Linked DNA regions of Homo sapiens: region 2 is linked to region 1. Evidence: chromatin contacts called from ENCODE Hi-C or POLR2A ChIA-PET data. All regions are on one chromosome and are shown on one strand. Each heading gives the region's core, a stretch centred on a gene start or an enhancer-like site at or near the end of the contact. The rest is flanking DNA. Distances are from core to core; before and after follow the strand shown. Region 1 overlaps TNIP1 (TNFAIP3 interacting protein 1). Region 2 overlaps ATOX1 (antioxidant 1 copper chaperone).

Region 1 (2,700 bases), core at 64-2,563:
AAGCTATGGGGAGGAGGAACTTGCCCAAAGTTGCCCTGTAAGTCAGTGGCAGAGGTATAACGAGAACTGAGGTTTCCTGACTCGCCATCCAGTGCTCTGCTGCACTGACCTCCCACTTCTCTGAACTCTGGAGGAATGGCAATGACTATAACCCCAACTTGGCATTCCCTGAACACCTGTGTAATGGCGTCAGTGTGCCGCATTCTAACAAGAGGAAATGCTGCTGTTTCAACTCTGCATCCATTCCCCCACTGCCTCTTTCCACAAAGGAGCTGAGGTGGCAGATGCTGCTCTATTTAAGGCTCATGCGATGCTTCCCATGCCTGCGACTTCTCCAGACTACAAGCTTCAGAGCACAGGGAGGCTGTGTTGTCTTGGCTCAAGTGGCTCAGCAGAGACAGGCACACTGTAGAGCTAATGAGGAACTTACTACGTCAGTTAAAGTTATCGGTCCAAAGTCAGAGTGAAACACTTTCTGAGCAGGGGATCTTGCCTCCATGGCCAGCATCTCAGAGCCCTCAGGGACAGAACAGGACAAGGGGACAGAAGGTTCCAGGCGACAGAACATAAAGAGCCTTTCCAATACTCAGAGCTGCCTGAGGCAGTGGTGAGCCTCTCAACACTGAAGGCATGCTAGTTAGCCAGACAGCCACCTGAGGGGGCCCTGCACTGGGCACTGACAGGTACATGGGGCAACCAGTGAACACAAGCATATTTGTCAGCCAAACCTTTGTGAAGGGAGGCAGCAGGGATCAATATATCAGTGAAGGGCTAGAGCACCTATTGCTCGCATAACAACAATTAAAGAAAAAAACTTAAAAGTGGGAAGGAAGGGAGAATGGAGAAGGTAGAAATTTAAGTCGTTTAAAGAATCTTCCAGACTTTTCACAATGGTTCTTCAATAAGTCTGCCATTTTAAGAAAGAACAGAAGGAGATATAGTTAGGAAAAAGGCAGCCAGTGTTGTAAGGTGTGGAATGAGGATGCTGGGCAGACGCTCCAGAGCTGTACGAGAGACAGAGAGAGAGAGAGAGAGAGAGAGAGAGAGAGAGAGAGAGAGAGAGAGAGTGTGTGTGTGTGTGTGTGTGTGTGTGTGTGTGTGTGTGCGCGCGCGCGCGCGCATGCGTGTAAGTGGAAAGTTGAACCTCCTTCCTGTGTGCTCCAAGAGTCTGCACAAAGAGCAAATCACCTGTCTTACAGGGCCCTGGGCCTTCCTGACCCTTCTTTCTCCCCCGGGGTTGGAAGCCCACAGACCCAAAGGGCTGAGTCATAGTGTGCGGAGGTGCCTGGCCCCTGGCAGAAGGCAACAGGGCTGGCAAAGAGCCCAGGCTTTCACAACGGTCGGGTGCCCGTGTGCTCCAAGTCGGGGAAGTCACTAGCCCAGGAATTTGCATATGTGAGCGAGAAGCACCCTTTGCTCCTGCCCCTCGTGTATCCCCAAGTGACTCCAGGGTACCTAAGGGATCTGAACAGGTTCTGTGCCTCTCACATGGTAGCAAGTGACAGGACACAAAGAGGGCAGCAGGTCAAGCCCGGGGTCCTGCCCGTCCACTCACCATCGCATTGGCATGGCTGCTGCTCTCTGGTGAATTCTGCTCCTCAGGAGTGACCACTTCAAATTCAGAGGAGGTGCCCTGTGCAGAAAGGAAGTTAGGTGCTGCCCGAGAGAAAAACAGCTCACCCCTCCTCTGCGGCCCTGTGGCTGAGAGCAGCAAGGGGGACAAAATCTCTTCCCATTTTGAGTACACAGGGACCGTTACATATCATCTCACATGAGATCACAAAGCAGGATTCTCGACAAGCCTGTCATAGCCCTCTGCATAATGTGAGGTCATATCCCCTCGATGGCCAATCCTCTTTTGTAGAAGGGAGATGTGGGACTAGCTGACCTTGAACCAGCAGCACTGTAGGATTGCATTTTTTAAGGCCGTGTACTTTTTAAATGCTTTCATGAGCTCCATTATTTCTCAGGGTGACCCATGGAGTGGGTCAGAAGGTTATATCCTCTTTGGAAAGATGAGGAAACTACAGTATACAGTTGGTTAATGCAAAAGCAGGGATTGAACCCAAGACTGCAGATCCAGCATTCCTGCCACGGCCCCAGAGCTGTCTCTTAGGCCCAGACGTCTCTGATCGGTTTCCCAGAACACAGATGGCAGCTGTTACGGCCACCACCAAGCATGTCCTGTGCTGGCCTTCCCAAGCCAGTCCTGGAGATCCCAGAGGAGTGAACTGATCTGAGAAAAGTCCCAGAGATGATTCACCAAATTTGGAGACTATTTCAGGATTCAACCAAATCCACGGTGGCCAAGAAATCCCAGATTTTTTCACATCTTTCCGTCATTCCTAGTAGAATTACTGGTCATTCAACCAACCAAGAAGCCAATGGCCCACCTGAACCAGCCATTAGCTCTGGGATCTGGGATTTCCATGTCCCGTTAAACCTGGTCTGCAGCCTCCCTTCATCCCAGAAAGGGGCAGGATAGATGAGAGGAGTCAGTGCTCAGCTTCCAGCTGACCCTCATGGCCACCAAGAACTCACCTCTGGCTCTTGGCCCTGCCCTAGAAAGTCTCCCTCCTCCATCTACATTTTCCCCATTACCCGTGTAACCTCAGAACAGGTCCTTCTTTCCCTGCACCTGATCTGTAGGATAAGGATGCTGAACTATGCAATCCCTTGTAGGATACCAAGCAAAACTTC
Region 2 (2,700 bases), core at 125-2,624, 690 kb after region 1:
ATCAGTCTGTGATTCCTCAGCCCTACCACTGTTCTTTTAGGGCCATAAGCAACTCAAAAAACCCTCCTGACCCTTCTCAAGAGGCCACCCAAGCAGGGACAGTAGGAAAAGATGGGCAGAAACCTGCCGAAGCTTAAAGGCAGATCTTCCAGCAAGGGGCCTTAAAAATCATATGGTTGGCCAGGCGTGGTGGCTCATGTCTGTAATCCCAGCACTTTGGGAGGCTGAGGCGAGTGGATCACTTGAGGTCAGAAGTTCAAGACCAGCCTGGCTAACGTGGTGAAACCCCATCTCTACTAAAAATACAAAAATTAGCTCAGTGTGTGGCATGTGCCTGTAATCCCAGCTTCTCGGGAGGCTGGGGCAGGAGAATCACTTGAACCTGGGAGGCAGAGGTTGCAGTGAGCCAAGATCATGCCACTGCACTCCAGCCTGGGAGACAGAGTGAGACTCCCTCTCAAAACAAACAAACAAACAAACAAAACATATGGTTTCCCAGCCTGCATAACAAAGCAAGACCCTGTCTCTACAAAAAACAAAAACAAAAACAAAAAAATAGCCGGGTGTGGTCCTGTAGTCCCAGCTACTCAGGAGGCTGAGGTGGGAGGATGGCTTGAGCCTGGGAAGTTGAGGCTGCAGTGAGCCAAGACCGCGCCACTGCACTCCAGCCTGGATGAAGTTCCTGGGATGGGTAGATGTCTTTGAGCTGTCAAACGAAATTAGGCCCATCCCCACTTCATCCAGAGCCTGCTGCTTTGTATTTGAGGAGCTCCTGTACAGTTTCATTTTTAAAGCATCAACAGGCTGGGCACGGTGGCTCACGCCTGTAATCCCAGCACTTTGGGGGACCAAGGTGGGCAGGTCACCTAAGGTCAGGAGTTTGAGACCAGCCTGGCCAAGATAGAGAAACCCCGTCTCTACTAAAAATACAAAATTAGCCGGGCATGGTGGCCTGAGCCTGTAATCCCAGATACTCAGGAGGCTGAGGCAGGAGAATCGCTTGAACCTGGGAGGTGGAGGTTGCGGTGGGCTGAGATCACGCCATTGCACTCTAGCCTGGGCAACAAGAGCGAAATTCTGCCTCAGAAAAAAAAAAAAAATTAGCCAGGCGTGGTGGCGGGCACCTATAATCCCAGCTACTCGGGAGGCTGAGGCAGGAGAATCGCTTGAACCCGGGGCAGAGTGGAGCAGGTTGCAGTGAGCAGAGATCATGCCACTTCACTCCACTCTAGCCTGGGTGAAAGAGCAAACTCCATCTCCAAAAAAAAAAAAAAAGAAAAAGAAAAAAAAAAGCATCAACAGCAAAAGCTGATACAGACATACAAGATATACATTCCCATACCACAGCTGGGGAAACCCAGGCCCGAGAAAGAAGGGCCCACAGTCACATGACAAGTCAGCAGCTAGGTTCTTTCCACTGTTTCAGTTTCTTTCAGATTAAGATCCCAGTTTACAGGGCTAGAGGCCAGCCACTGACTTGCTGCGGGACTACGGGCAAGTCACTTAACCTCCTGGACACTGGCATCGACATCCCCATTCCAAAGATGGAAAGTACAGCTCAGAGGACTGCTAATGAGATCACGTCCATGTGGAAGCCATTTGAAAACTTAATGTCATTATTATTTAGGGTTTTAAAAAAGAAAATTTTAGAAGATTGTGTGATAGTTCATGTGGAAGAAAAAGAAAAGAAAAAATCTTAGAAGGCTGACTGAGCACTGGCATTGCCAAAACTCTGATCACAACTCAGTTATTACCTCACTGAGTCCCAGGACCAGATCCCAGTCCTCTCTGGGCCTCAGTTTCCCCAGCTGTAAAATGACAAGGCTGGATGAGACTGATTGTTCAAAAGAGGTGCTTTAAGAATATCTGCATGTGGCCAGGTGCGGTGGCTCATGCCTGTAACCCTAGCACTTTGGGAGACCAAAGCAGGCGGATTACTTGAGGTCAAGAGTTCAAGACCAGCCTGGCCAACATGGTGAAATCCATATCTATGAAAAGTACAAAAATTCACCGGAAATCGCCTGAACCCAGGAGGCAGAGGCTGCAATGAGCTGAGATCATGCCACTGCACTCCAGCCTGGGCAACAAACAGAGTGAGACTTCATCTCAAAAAAAAAAAAAAAAAAATCTGCATGTGAGTGATTCAAAATTAATTTAAATTTTTTTTTTTGAAGTAAAGAAACAGAAAAAGACAAAATTTTAAAAATTTTTACCTTTTTTTAAATCTTTCCTTTTTTTCTTTCTTTTTTTTTTTTTTTTTTTGGAGACAGGGTCTTGCTCTGTTGCCCCCACTGCAGTGCAGTGGCACGATCTAGGCTCACTGTGGCCTTAACCTCCCAGGCTCAAGCGATCTTCCCACCTCAGCCCCCTAAATTAGCTGTGAGTACAGGCATGTAACACCATGCCTGGCTAATTTTTTTGGTATTTTTTGTAGAGATGGCATTTTACCATGTTGCCCAGGCTGGTCTCGGGAACTCCTGAGCTCAGGCAATCTGCCCGCCTCAGCCTTCCGAAATGCTGGGATCACAGGTGTGAGCCACCGTGCCCAGCCCCATTTAAAAAACCTTAATAGAGGCTGCGTAGGGTGGCTCGCGCCTGTAATCCCAGCACTTTGGGAGGCCGAGGCGGGCAGATCACCTGAGGTCAGGGGTTCGAGACCAGCCTGACCAACATGGAGAAACCCCGTCTGTACTGAAAATA

What was found. A loop is a pair of places that touch in the nucleus more often than their neighbours do. ChIA-PET counts read pairs that join two places held with the same protein, here RNA polymerase II (POLR2A). Pooled maps may share reads with other maps.
Region 2: a pooled map shows a loop between it and region 1 (2.1-fold over the local background). The contact joins two enhancer-like sites. A Hi-C loop is called at or near these places in 1 of 37 single-sample maps with no recorded cell type and 1 of 50 pooled maps. POLR2A ChIA-PET finds 5 or more read pairs at or near these places in 1 of 52 experiments (HEK293).

Annotation. Positions count from the first base shown.
Region 1 is chr5:151,058,763-151,061,462 of GRCh38, forward strand. TNIP1 (TNFAIP3 interacting protein 1) reads right to left here. Exons shown (of 18, transcript NM_006058.5): 5 at 1,556-1,633. Among named protein-coding and RNA genes, the nearest start is that of TNIP1, 21 kb to the right of the region's middle. RefSeq lists an enhancer at 1,477-1,546. Within about 2 kb of position 1,314, at least 21 of the 41 ENCODE cell types and tissues checked have a DNase peak (open chromatin) inside an H3K27ac peak, as active enhancers do.
Region 2 is chr5:151,748,402-151,751,101 of GRCh38, forward strand. The region is part of intron 2 of ATOX1 (antioxidant 1 copper chaperone); the gene reads right to left. Among named protein-coding and RNA genes, the nearest start is that of ATOX1-AS1, 3.3 kb to the right of the region's middle. RefSeq lists an enhancer at 1,269-1,518. Within about 2 kb of position 1,375, at least 10 of the 41 ENCODE cell types and tissues checked have a DNase peak (open chromatin) inside an H3K27ac peak, as active enhancers do.